Regions from separate parts of the Mus musculus genome. Here region 2 is linked to region 1. The links are chromatin contacts, found by Hi-C or POLR2A ChIA-PET in ENCODE. All regions are on one chromosome and are shown on one strand. Each heading gives the region's core, a stretch centred on a gene start or an enhancer-like site at or near the end of the contact. The rest is flanking DNA. Distances are from core to core; before and after follow the strand shown.

What was found. Hi-C counts contacts between places; a loop is a spot of excess contacts on that map. ChIA-PET counts read pairs that join two places held with the same protein, here RNA polymerase II (POLR2A).
Region 2: a loop to region 1 is called in a map of T-helper 17 cell, with 1.9 times the contacts of the local background. The contact joins two enhancer-like sites. A Hi-C loop is called at or near these places in 2 of 37 maps with a recorded cell type or tissue (T-helper 17 cell and adrenal gland). POLR2A ChIA-PET finds 5 or more read pairs at or near these places in 1 of 5 experiments (embryonic stem cell).

Annotation. Positions count from the first base shown.
Region 1 is chr14:60,989,713-60,996,163 of GRCm38, forward strand. The region is part of intron 5 of Tnfrsf19 (tumor necrosis factor receptor superfamily, member 19); the gene reads right to left. Among named protein-coding and RNA genes, the nearest start is that of Gm41167, 45 kb to the right of the region's middle. Within about 2 kb of position 4,001, at least 1 of the 3 ENCODE cell types and tissues checked has a DNase peak (open chromatin) inside an H3K27ac peak, as active enhancers do.
Region 2 is chr14:61,088,143-61,094,593 of GRCm38, forward strand. No RefSeq gene overlaps it. Among named protein-coding and RNA genes, the nearest start is that of Gm41168, 35 kb to the left of the region's middle. Within about 2 kb of position 4,135, at least 1 of the 3 ENCODE cell types and tissues checked has a DNase peak (open chromatin) inside an H3K27ac peak, as active enhancers do.

The DNA.
Region 1 (6,451 bases), core at 2,751-5,250:
CACAGAAGACGTTGATGGCTTGTATTGAGAAATTTCTATTGGGAGAAAAGAATGGCTACAGAACACATGCGTTTAGAATACCCTTAGAAGAGTTTCTGAATCCTACAGCTGATGAAACCACAGCCAAAGAACCGTTTGGGGGCACGAGTCTGAGACAACTGGACAAGCACACAGAGAAACTGCGTGGAGTTCTCTAGAGAGGCCAGGACATGTGGACTGAATGCAACAGTCCCTGGCTTCCCTTGAAATGCTATATTGTGAGGGGTGTCAATTACCTAGGTCCCCAAGTATGACCAAGATAAAAAACAAAACAAAACAAAACAAAACAAAACAAAACAAAACAAAAAAACCAAAAACCCACCAGAAAAAGGAAGGCATAATGACTGACATTTATTGTTCCGGCCTGGGGAGGCTGCAGAAGAACTGGCATGCCGTCCTGAACGGTCTAGGCCAGAGTGAGATTCTCACTAAGAACAAAATAAAACAGAAGGAAGAAGAAGGCTCCCTCAGACGTCATTTGATAGCCTCCCCACCCTTTGGAGCTTCCGGAAAAACAAGAACTCTAATTACCATACTCAACCACATTAGACAAAATGTGGGGTCAGCCAGTCATCAGGATGACCAGACCTGTTTGCATTGCACTAAAGGTCACCAAGTGAGACTGAGCGCTGGGTCCCTGTGGCTGCTCTGGGGCCAAGATCCCCACTTGATGAGGGCTCGCTCTGTGATGGCCTGCCCTGCCTTCTGGTTGCATCTGGTTCTCCAGCTCTCTTGCCTCCGGAGCTTTCTCTCTCACAGTTTGGCGATTCTTCCAGCAAAAGATAAGTTTACAGCCAGGCAGTGGTGGCGCATGCCAGCACTTGGGAGGCAGAGGCAGCTGAATTTTTGAGTTCGAGGCCAGCCTGATCTACAGAGTGAGTTCCAGGACAGCCAGGACTACACAGAGAAACTCTGTCCCAAAAAATGAAGAAAGAGAAGGAGGAGGAGAAGTTTGCAGCCAGGGGTGATAGCCACGGGGCTGGAATCTCAGTGGTGTAGAGCCTCAGTCAGCAGACTGTCAAGTTCAAGGCCAATTTGAGCTATATTGGGAGACCATGTCTCAAAGTTGGGGACATAGCTCAGCAGTATGGCACTTACCTGCCATGGGCAAGGTCCTGGGTGCCATCTTTAGCATGGAAAAGAAAAGCAGATATCAAGGGAGGCCTTTGAAAAGTGTCCTCTGCACAAAGGTTCTACTAGTGGGGACCGGGCAGGTTATGTTTGTTAAGCAGCCTTTGAGATGAGAACTATTTTGATTTATTTTTCAATAAAATAGTGGAATCACATTAATAGGGACAGGAAGTCAGGCAAGAAGAAGCTCACAGACTGTGGCACCTTAAACTGCCCAGTGAAGAGGCAGAAGTGGAGTCTCTGCTTAGATCAGGGCAGGAGGCTGACTTTCAGGGGCTAGGCTGCCTCTGCTCTGTTCTTTTGATGTTCTCCTCCTATCGTGCAGGTTCTTGTTAGCAGGAGAGAGCTAATTTCAGACATCTCTGGGAGCAGCTTCCTCTGTGGGATGCTGAAAGTATTTGTTTACACATACAGCCATTCTCCACCGTCCTCCACACGAGGCTCATAAGCAGCCTCCTTTCTAGCAGGGACCTGGCTAGACACCAGCGAGTCTCGGTCTGGAGACCAGAGACAACTTCACAACTCCCAGTAAGCTGAGCCTGTCATTAGTGCATACTGGCTTTGTGGATCATGACACAGGGGTTCCAGTAAGTGTCCTGGAAACTCTGGCCTCTAGCAAACTCATCAAAAGACTACATCAGAATCAACACCAAAAGCCCCATACATATGCCAGGTACACAGGGCAAGTGTGGAGGAACTTGCAGTATAGACAGGCATCCTCCCTGCATCCACACACTGCTATAGTGTGGAGTGCCTTGCACTGTGGGCATCTCTCCTACATCTGCACTGTGCCCCACCCCTCCTTTTTTGAATCAGATATGTATATTCAGTCACACCTGCATATATCTGTGTGTGTTCAAGATCAGAGGTCTGTGCCTTTCCTCGGTCACTTTCTATCATATTCTTTGAGACAAGGTCTCTCACTGAAATTGGAGTTGGAGCCCATGGATTGCTATACTAGGTGGTGTGTGCCCCAAACCCTGGCCCCCAACACAGAGCTGTGTTGTGGCTACACTTATAGCACCATGCCCAGAATTTATGTAGGTGCTGTGGATTTGAACTCGGGTCCTCATGCTTGCATAGCTGGTGCTCTACCTGCTGAGCCACCCCAGCTCCCTTTCCAAGTGCTTTGGAGAGCTGCTGCCTTATAGGGAATCAGGCACGATCCAACCAGTGTGGTGGTCAGTGCAGGCAGGGGTTCCAAGAACGCTAGTAAAATTAGTGTGGCCTGGGAATAGCTTTGTACGTTAGGAAATGCCCAATGGGAGATGGAGGAGATTCGGGACATCAGAGAACAAATCTCTCCACAGCTTACATGTGCCCAGCTACTCAGGAGGCTGAGACAGAGAATCACTAGCTTGGACATCATAGTGAGACTGCAGCCAGAATAAGAGGTGGCCTGAAAGAACAGCTTGGTGGGCAGCACTGCCTAGCATCACGAGGCTTGGAGCCAGCACTGTGACATAAATTCATAAATAGACATTGTCTAAATAGAAAACTTCTTTCTTTACAGGGTAAGCTTATGGCCCTGCCGCCGCAAAGTGATTTAAACACAAGAAAGAACCTCTGGTCCCCTGTTGCCATAGTTACTTCTCTGTTGCTGTGATAAAACACCCTCCCTGCTAAAAAGCATCTTAAAGATGGTGGCAGACATAGGGTGGCAGGAGCCTGAGACAGCAGAGGTCACGCTAGGCACATGGGCGGGTGAACGATGGTGCTCACTCTGTATTCCCACTTCAGTTAACTACATCAAGAACATTCCCCACGGGCACGTCCAGAGTCTAACCTAAGGGAAATAATCGCTCACAAGTGTGCCTAGAACAACAGTTCCCAACCCATGGGTTGCACCAGGAAACACATATTTCCAGTGGTCTTAAGGACTGAGACATGACTCCATAGCAAAATTAGTTATTAAGTGCAATGGAAGTAAATTATGAGTGGTGGTTCCCAAATATAAAACACTGACATAACTTCCATCTTCTCTTTGACTCTGTTTTATTCCCCAGCCAACAGGAATAATAATAATAATATCCAGGTGGTGATAGGTTTGGGATATAACTAAGCGAATGAGTGCCCAATATGTCACTGTAAGCCCCAGATACAACTCAGGACCTCCACCCCTGTGCTGGTCTGCCTTGCTCAGGCTAAAATTTCACCTGTTTTCTGTCCCATTACCTCTCCTGCCGTGACCATGCAATTAGGGATACGGTAATTCAAGAGTTGGCTTCTCCTGGGACAGTGCTTGCATATACCTATCTCTGTCGCAGGTGCCCAGCGAAGGACAGTACAAAAGGGCAGTCTACTCTTTGATAGCTGAGGAGCCTTCAGTTCAGCTAGTCTTTTGCCTTTCCCATGACCAGTCCCCACCAGATGCATGCTGAGGTCACCCATAACAAAGTGAAAGTGAGGCTTCTATCTACCCATGGCCCCCTGCCAAGTCACCAATAGCGGTTATTGGGTGGTAGTGATTGGCTGATCTTGGAACATACTGCTGACAGTGACAGTGACAGTAGACAAAAGAAAGGCACTTTAGGTAAAATTCCCAACTGCAGGCTTTGTTCTGACTGTCTCAAATGTGCACCCACTTGGGACAGTAAGGAGAGAGAGAAGAAAACACCCGAGACATTTAGAGCTAAACCCTGCCTTGGATCTGATGAAAAAATGTGGAATTTTGTGGGATTTTTCTTGAATACTGCTTATTCGATTTGGAACGCTGCTGTGGCTGGAATACGCGGTTTAGAAGTGACTCAAAGAGGCTTTCACCACAGTATGACTGTGTTTAACCTAGATGTTTGCTTTGTTCTCGAGGGCTCTGTACAACAGGCCACGTGACTCTAAAGTCATACCCATGAGATAAATCTCTGCGTGTGGGAGAAAGGAAAGCAGGAGGTGTGCTGGCCTGCAGTGTTGGCAGTTGTGCGTGGCTCGGGGCTCATATTGATGCGTTGTGAGCCACACTGTTAAACAGTGGGATTTTTTTCAAATCACTTGGAAGAACTTAAAAGGCCTCCTTATATCATGAATTAAAGTCATTTCAAAACTAACTTTAAAAGGACATTTGAACTTATTGCACATTTATGTTTGCTTAAGAGGGAAAAATAGAGGGAAACAATGGTAGTCCCCTAAAAGATACATTTCTAGTACCTGGGCTTTCTAAAATCCATCTAGCTAACCATAGCAATTCAAGGTTCTTCCCAGTTGATTTGCTATTTGTATGGGTTTTTAAAAGAGAGCTGTGGGGGCTCCCAATAGGGTAGGTGATTGTGCTGTGCCTGTCTGTCCCTTTGCCTATCTGTCCCTTTGCCTGTCTGTCCCTTTGCCCGCTTCAGATATGGCTTTTCCTACTTATTATTCACAAGCTTTGCTGAGCACAGTGTTGCTGAGCAGCCTGTCACAGAAACTCTTGGACTGAGGGTCTCTGCTAGCCATGTTGCCCTTACCATGCATAGGTGAGCCGGAAGCCTTGCTGTCATGGAGAGATTCATACACCACACCCTTCTACGTTCCTGTGTGGCCCAAAATACCAGGACTTGTTTTGGGTTTTGTTGTCGTTGTTTTGAGACAAGACAATAACTCTATAACCCAGGCTTGCCTCAAAGTCAAGGCCATCATCCTGACTCTGCCTCCTGAGAGCTGAAACTATAGCTGAGTCCCCATGCCTGGGGCAATACTAAGACTTCCTCTCTCAATAGTGTTCAGCAATCTATTCTTTGAAAGAAAACAAAACCAAATTTAAAAGCAAATGAACTGTCAATCTTTGAAAATGGAATACCAGTGTGAGTCCCCATTTTGTTTTGAAGAAGATGATGAAGAAGAAGGAGGAGGGGGAGGGGAGGGGGAGGGGGGAAGAGGGAGAGAAGGGGGAGGGAGGAGGGGGAGGAGGAGAAGGAGAAGGAGAAGGAGAAGGAGAAGGAGAAGGAGAAGGAGAAGGAGAAGGAGAAGGAGAAGGAGAAGGAGAAGGAGAAGGAGAAGGAGAAGGAGAAGGAGAAGAAGAAGAAGAAGAAGAAGAAGAAGAAGAAGAAGAAGAAGAAGAAGAAGAAGAAGAAGAAGAAGAAGAAGAAGAAAAGAGTGCCTCTGGGACTCTCCTCTAGTCTAGTACCCAGGTCCTGGGACCACAGCTCCTTCTCTGAGCCAGGAAGCCCCAGCTGAGCCTGTTCCCCATTCACCCTGGGACAAACCTTACTGCTTGAGGCAGCCTGAAGGAGCCTACTTTCCGCAGGCAGCCTTGGGAGGCTCAAGGGCACAGGAACCCCCAAGGGGCCTGAAGAAGAGGCTCTTTGTGGATAAATTGAAAAGCCCTGAGGAGAAACACAAACAGGAGGCGCCAGGATCACTTCCCCCAAAGACTTCCAGATCTCCTTTGAGGGGATTAAACTCTGGACTGCTTCCTGAAGAAGGTGCCAAAGACAGCAGAAACCTCTTTGACAGAGATGCAGCTCACGGAGACCCCAGGCTCTCTCCATCTGTGACAGGAAAGCCCTCAGCTGGCCCACTGCCCTTCTGACTTCACACCTGTCTTTCTTTACTTCCTAGAAAGCTTGACACATGGAGGAATGTATAGTTCTGTAAGTTAAACTAATTAATTGTCTTCTCCAGGTTGTATGACCAAAGGCTGCATAAGACATGAGCGCTGCACACGAGTCCTGGGTCCGAAGGCCCTTTCATGCCATCTAAGCTTAGCTAGCTAAAACCCTAACTGCAAAACATTCCAACGCCTCAGACTTTTGATTGCATTAAATCAAACCCAGCACATCAGGCGAGAGGGGGAGGGGAGGACCACAGTACTTTCCAGCTCTAACCTGGTCTGTACTAATGGCATTTATTTAATAACAGATCAGCTTGCCTCCTAAAAATAAAGGGCAAGCAGGATCAGGTCCTTGAGTTTTAATTGGCGGGAGGATGTTTCTGATGTAAATGCATACAGAAGACCCCATAGGTATCTCCTATATAGATTTGTAGAGTGTTGTTAAACAATGACACAAGTAAGAAAGGCCAGATTAAACAGTGCAGCTTTGGTTTTGTTGGTTTGGTTTTTTGGTTACAGAAAGACGGAAGAGGGCAGATGCCGTGGATCGGAGTCTATCCTGCAAGCCCTGTTGGTCAGCAGAGCCTGCCTCACCCTTCGCTGACTGACCCCATCCCTTGCCTGGGTGGTTGTCAGCCAGCTTTTCTTAGCATTAAGACACTGAGCAGTCACCGTGCAGGCCGAGAATACAATCAATGTCCTTGTTCCCAAGGGGAAAAAGTAATGGTCAAAAAGACTGCTGTTAACACCAAGACT
Region 2 (6,451 bases), core at 2,885-5,384, 99 kb after region 1:
CAAGAACACATTCCTTATCTTATGAATACTTGGCTGCTCTTTTCATTTTTGATGTTTTAAAAAATGGCATTCCTTTCTTCTCTGGGTTTGGATCTGGTTGGCTTCCAGAAATGCGTTCTACCGACTGTGAAGATGGGACAGGGCAGGCTGAGCGGTTGCTTTGTTCCAGCAGTGGGCTCTCAGGCTGTAGGCATCAGCCGCAGTACCACATGGGCCTTTCCCACAAACCCCTGAGGATCGTGCAGCTTCCCTGGTGGTGGAGGACACCTGGTGGAGTTCTGCCTGCAAGAGCACACTTGGCATCTGATGATATCCAGCACAACACAGCCCCCAGAGATGCTCGCCTCCCGCTCTGCTCTGGCCTTATTTGCTACAGTATTCCATGACAAAGGCCCCGGTTTGTGCTTTGTAACTTGTGATATCAGAATCTAAGTCTTTGATTATAAACGTTTGACTTTCCGTGTTTATAATTTAAAAGACAAAAACAAGCTTCAGGAATCATTGCAGCCCGTGGTGCATTGGATGCTATGACTGTGGTTTTAATGCCTTTATTAAGGAGGAACAAGGCAGTCATCTGTAATCGTTTAACTGTAAGACCACTTTCTTCCAAACTCAAAGCAATATAATTTTTCATACAAAATTTTCAAGCAACTTAATGAAAGTGGGGGTTCATCTCATTGGTCAAGATGATGCTCAGAGTGCACATTTCTCTTGCTCTCTTCAGGTCTACGGCTAGTCCACTAGCCAGGGACACCAACCACACTATGGCTATATAATAGCATCAAGAAAATCAGTGTGAAACCTACCTGATCATTGGTAAAGGCTTGAAACTTTCTGTTATGTTTTTATTATTACGACATCATTATTATTGTTGTTGTTATTATTCAGGCTCTCTCTATATAGTCCAGGCTAGCCTTTAAGTTCATTGTAATTCCACGTTGTTCTAAGATGACAGGATGTTGCAGGAGCATAGTCTCTGCTTCAGCCGTGGAGCCGTTATTTCTCCAAGCTCCTGGCTCTTTCCTGCCATGGGTGAGGAAGCTGCTGTTTTCTAGCCCTTCTCAGTAGGGAGTCACAAGCTTTACAGTGTTTAGATTTTTTAAATGATTTAAGTGGCCTTCACAGAAGACCTCAATACAATATTAACCACACATACACATAGTTCCAGCTGCCCTGAAACTCTCTGTTTAGACCAAGCTGGCCTTGTCATGGCAGAATTTTAATTTTCATTTTGAGGATAATAATATAGGAGCCTCAATCTATATCAAATGAGAATCTTGAAAAGTGTGGGGAATTTTGTACACTATGATACATACCCCGAAGTTTTGTAACCTAAAATGCCTTGTGTTTTGACTATGTACAAACTAAGATATCTTTAATAACATAAATGTTTTTAGTGGTGAATGTGTTATGCCCAACAGTCTCCCTCTATTATATGTGTACATATACATACATCTATATACCTTTCCAATTTTAATTTCAGTTGCAGCCTAAATCAACTTTGTCTAAACTCAGGGTTCAGAAGGTATTTCCCGTTTTCTTCTGCTCATCCTCACGGGTCGTCTTCATTTTCTGTCTGGCACCTGGGGGACTGAACCTCTAAGCTTTGGTTTCTGCTTCACAGTAGACAGCTCCATGGCTGGGCGAGAGACTGCAAGTGGAAAGAGATGCTGAGGTGCCTCCTCCCCTCCCATCCCTTCCCGGTCATCTTGGTTTCAACTCCATGGTTCAGGCAGAAACTTCTAAGTTGAAGCTACCGTGTTCTGGTCACATGTTCTCTTCTCTTTGCTCTGTCTGAATGAGAAGCCACAATTAGAAGGTCTGCAGACCTTTCTCATCTCTACATGGCTCATCACCTTTGGTGTTGTTTAAGTCCTATGTGGCCTTCTATTGTTTTTAAAACAAAATCTCAATCCTTTGATTTTTACCAAATGAAGACTCAGGAGCCAGGTGCTGTAGTGAAAAGCCTACTAGCTCAGAGAGGCAGAGAAAGAACCCAGCTGACCTTCCTCTTCAACTGACATCTCAGAAGGTAAGAGTCAGTTCTCCTCCTCAGTGTCTTAAAAACCTTTCTAACAGAATGTCCCTCCTTTCTACTTCCTGTGCGTCTCTCTATCTGTCCTCCTGACTTCCTCCCAACTCTCTATGGCCTTTTCCTATGTTCCTTCCCTGACAAGTTGCTTACTCTGTCTCTGATGTATCGTTGACTTTACTTAACCTTTTTTACAATAGAAAGAAAGCTCTTGGATTAAAAGTGTGTTTTTGGGTTGAGCCAAACCATAACTAGAAACATTAGATTGTGTTTTTTTCCAATATGCAATCTCATAATGTGATCAAGTATCCTACAACACTCTTGGATTAAAGGTGTGTGTTTGGGCTGAGCTACACTCTAACTAGAGACAGTTTTTTTCCAGTGTATAGTCTCAGGGTTCACAGTGTGATCAATTATCTTGTACCAACCTTGAACTGTGTATAGTCTCTGAACCAAGTCTTATAAAGTGGATCCTTTGAGTGAAATTTTGTGTCCTTGGGACTTGGTGGCCAGGGTCCAGGCTTGCCTTCCCCTCCCCCTTTCCTTTTGGAAGACGATAGAAACACATAATGCTAATGCTAGCTAGGAGTCCAAGAGCTAGGGGACACAAAAGGCAAGGGTGATGGTGGGCTGGAGGCTTAGTCCTCTAGTGTCTAATTTCTAAGTTGTAGTTGACTCCATATCTGATTCCCAGAGAAATCAACCAGGAACCCAGTTGAACACTTTGAATGACATTCTTTCCTGGAGAATTTGCCACAGAGTTCTTAGACTTAGGAAGTGGTCCAGAATTCTCTTCCCAGGGCCTTTTCAGGATGCTGTGCTGAGAATCCCAGCAGTATTCTGTAAAAGAGACAGTCCTGGCTCATGCCTGCTGGCTTTGATTTCTACAGGATACACCCCCGCCATTTCCATGACCAACTTCATTATATTCTCCTTCTGATCAGCCTCCCTGCTAGCGATGAGATGGAATCGTTTCATGCATTTTCCAACGTTGCTGGCAGAGTGCAAAGCAGGAAAACCCAAACAGATGGGAGCAGGATGCACAGTCAGTCATGGGGCTTGAGTTCCCTTCGGGTTGTTCCCTGCTCCCACATTTTATGCTGGGTTCCCAGTGACTGATCTTTCACTCTGGGTCCTGGCTGCTTAGTTGGCTCCATTTCTTCTCAGCCACCCAAGTTCCTGTGTTTCCTGGATTTGTGCCTCCTGAGCTTCCTCTGTGGTAGGGACTCCCTCGTGACTGTTCCCTTGTGACCTTTGTACTCCTGTTGAGATCATATCCAATCAAGAATCCCTAACTGAAGATGTGGGACACCAAAATGGCTGCACCGGTAGAGGCCCTTGCATCACAATCCACCCACCTGAGTTCGAGCTCAGAATCCCGTGGTGGAATGAGAGAACCTACTTCCTTGCGTTGTCCTCTGACTTCCACGTGTGTGCTGTGGCCCACAGCCTTACACACGGAGACCCTCAATAGTAGCAAAACAACTTTGATAACGGAATCGGAGAAGCATCCAATACAGTCCAATTCCTTACATTACCTCTTGCCGTACAGACAGGAGGCCTTGACGGACTATGAAGAGAGACAGCCTGCAGCCTGGATCGCCTTCTGTGGCAGCTCCCCACAGGAAACACCAAAGCATCATCCAACCCAAACTCACAATTTTTCATGAAGCCATGTGAGTTTTCAGTCAGCTCTGTTTCATAATGGGAGCTCTTATTTCCTCTTCTAATATGTTCCATAATTTTCACAAGTTCCAAAAGTTTTCAATTCCAAAGAATTCTAGTCCCTTCTAATTACAATGATTTTTTTTAGTGTCTCTCTCTACATTCTTTTTTGCATAGTCTGAGTCAGTTCGGGAGATAATTTTACCAACGGAAACTCCACATTTCCCTAGTTTTAGGGTGTCAGATCAAACATACATTTTGTTTGTTTGTTTTGCCTGTTTGTCCTTGCTCCAGTTTTTGTCAAAGCTATAGATACCCTTAGTTTTATCCAGCAAGGCAACTGTCTGTGCCTGAGCTGTTTGGTCTTAGACACTATTTCTCCAAACAGCCTGAGTATGGATGGCTCCTTTTTCAGTGGCTGGCTGCCTTCCATTAGCAATGCTGGCTATTCTCCCACTCCTTCTTTCAATTCCTGTGCTCACCCAGACTCTTCCAGTCCTCTCATCTCCCCGAAAACACCACAAGACAACCAGTTCAACACTCAGTCCCTTGCAACTACCTGAATATTATTCCTGTCTGGGCCTTGCAGTAAATTTAGATTACTGTTTCATATCCGTACGAACTTCTGTTTTTCCTGGAGTTAGCGATCTTACCCTTGGTTTTGTGCCATCCTGGTAACTCAGCTCCAGTTTCTCACAGTCTGTTTTTGTCTTTCCTTGGGCCTCCCATTCATTTTGTATTTCTGTATCGACATCTGTGGTCACTCTGATGTTCAGGGCTTGCGCTCTGTACGTGTGCGCAGCCATCTCCCTAGGCCCCCATGACTCCCTCCATGATTGGTTCAGTCTTTGGGCTTCTCATGGGCTTTGTGTTGAGGGTGTGCAGATTCCAAAAGGTCCTCCTTATGTCCTCATGGCTGATCTACAGAGGCTTGACCGATGATTCTAGGACAGAAACCACTTCACTCTAGAATCTCCAGAGCATTGTGTCACTCCTTCAGGCCTTTATTGAGGCTTGCAAGAAAAAGTCATGTGGTCCATCCAGGCCTTGCTTTGCTTTCTCTTTCTCCCTCTTCCCCCTCCAAGTATGTACATAGGTGTGTGCGTGGGTGTACTAGTGTGCGCATGAGCACACAGAGGACAGAGGCCAACTTTGAGTGCTTCCTCTATCACACTCCACCTTACTTTTTTGAGACAAGGCATCTCACTGAACTCACTATTTTGGCTAGGTGGGCTATCCAGCAAGTTCCTAGGATCTGCTGGTATCTGCCTTCTCATTGCTGGGGTTACAAGTGCCTGATGCCATGCCTGGCTTTTACATGGGTTCTAGGAACTGAACTCTGGTCTTGCAAGCACTTTGCCCACTGAGCCATCTCCCCAGCCCAGTCATGTGGTGATTTGTTGTTGTTGTTTTAAGACCTTCAGAAAGTTTTTGTGTCTTCTACTTTTCTTTAATATTGAAAACTCTTGGTGATGCTCAGATGTAATTATGCATTCTTATTGCTTGGCAGCTTGACTGGGCCCATTTTAGCTTTTAAAATTAAAATATGATTACATCATTTTCCCCTTTTCTTTCTTCCTTCCAATTCCTTCCATATACTCTCTGCTTTCTCTTTCTCTCAAATTCATGTGGCTTCTTTTGCTTTAATTGTTGTTACACACACACACACACACACACACACACACACACACACACACACAAACACACTGACACACAAAGGGACCCAGGAAGCCAGTAGACTCCTGTTTCTGATTCAGTTTCTTTTCTTTTCTTTTCTTTTTGTTTTTTCGGTTTTTCGACACAGGGTTTCTCTGTATAGCCCTGGCTGTCCTGGAACTCACTCTGTAGACCAGGCTGGCCTCGAACTCAGAAATCCGCTTGCCTCTGCCTCCCGAGTGCTGGGATTAAAGGCGTGCGTCACCACACCCGGCTCTGATTCAGTTTCATAACTGGTGGAAGAACAATTTTAAGAAGATGTGATTCTAGAATGGGAGGGGGAGCACAAGGGCAAATGATGTGTTATTAAATTGTGTAACTTAATTAAATAATGTTCTTTAAAGTGCACTGAAATGGTCATTTTTAAAAGAAACTAAGCATTTTAGAAAGTGCCTCCATAAACAAGGCTCACCAGAAGTGATAAACTCCCTGCTTTAGAAATCCTAGGCTTTGTGCTTTGCATCTCAAAGGAAATGGAGCTAAAAAGCTGAATCCATAGCTCCTGCCAGCTCTAGGAAGAAAGCATGGGTGGTGTGTGGACTCTGCAGGCTGACGGCTCCCCAGTGCCATTCAGCTGCCACAGGGACTACACAGTCTCCCTGGTGAGAAGAGGTGGTAGTGATGGTGGCGGCGTCGGTGATAATGATGGTGGTGGTGGTGGTTTGGATGATGACGATGATGTATAAGTACGTGCATCTGCATGTGAGTATGTGCACACAAGTGCAGGTGCTCACAGACACCAGAGGCATCAGATTCCCTGGATCTGGAGTTATAAATGGTTGCAAGCTGCCTAACATGGGTGCTGGAAACTGAACTTGAGTCCTCAGGAAGACCAGCAAGTTCTCCAAACTACTGAGCCATCTCTCCAGCCCATTTTAACCTAGAGCATAGGTGACTATAGTAATAGGCTATGCACTGTCCTGAGCACTTTCTTGTACGATGGGGCATTATCTCACGTAATCCTTGCACAAACTTAGGAGGTTGCATCTGTCTCTATCCCCACACCACAGGAAGAACCTGTCTAAAGTCCTAAAGCTT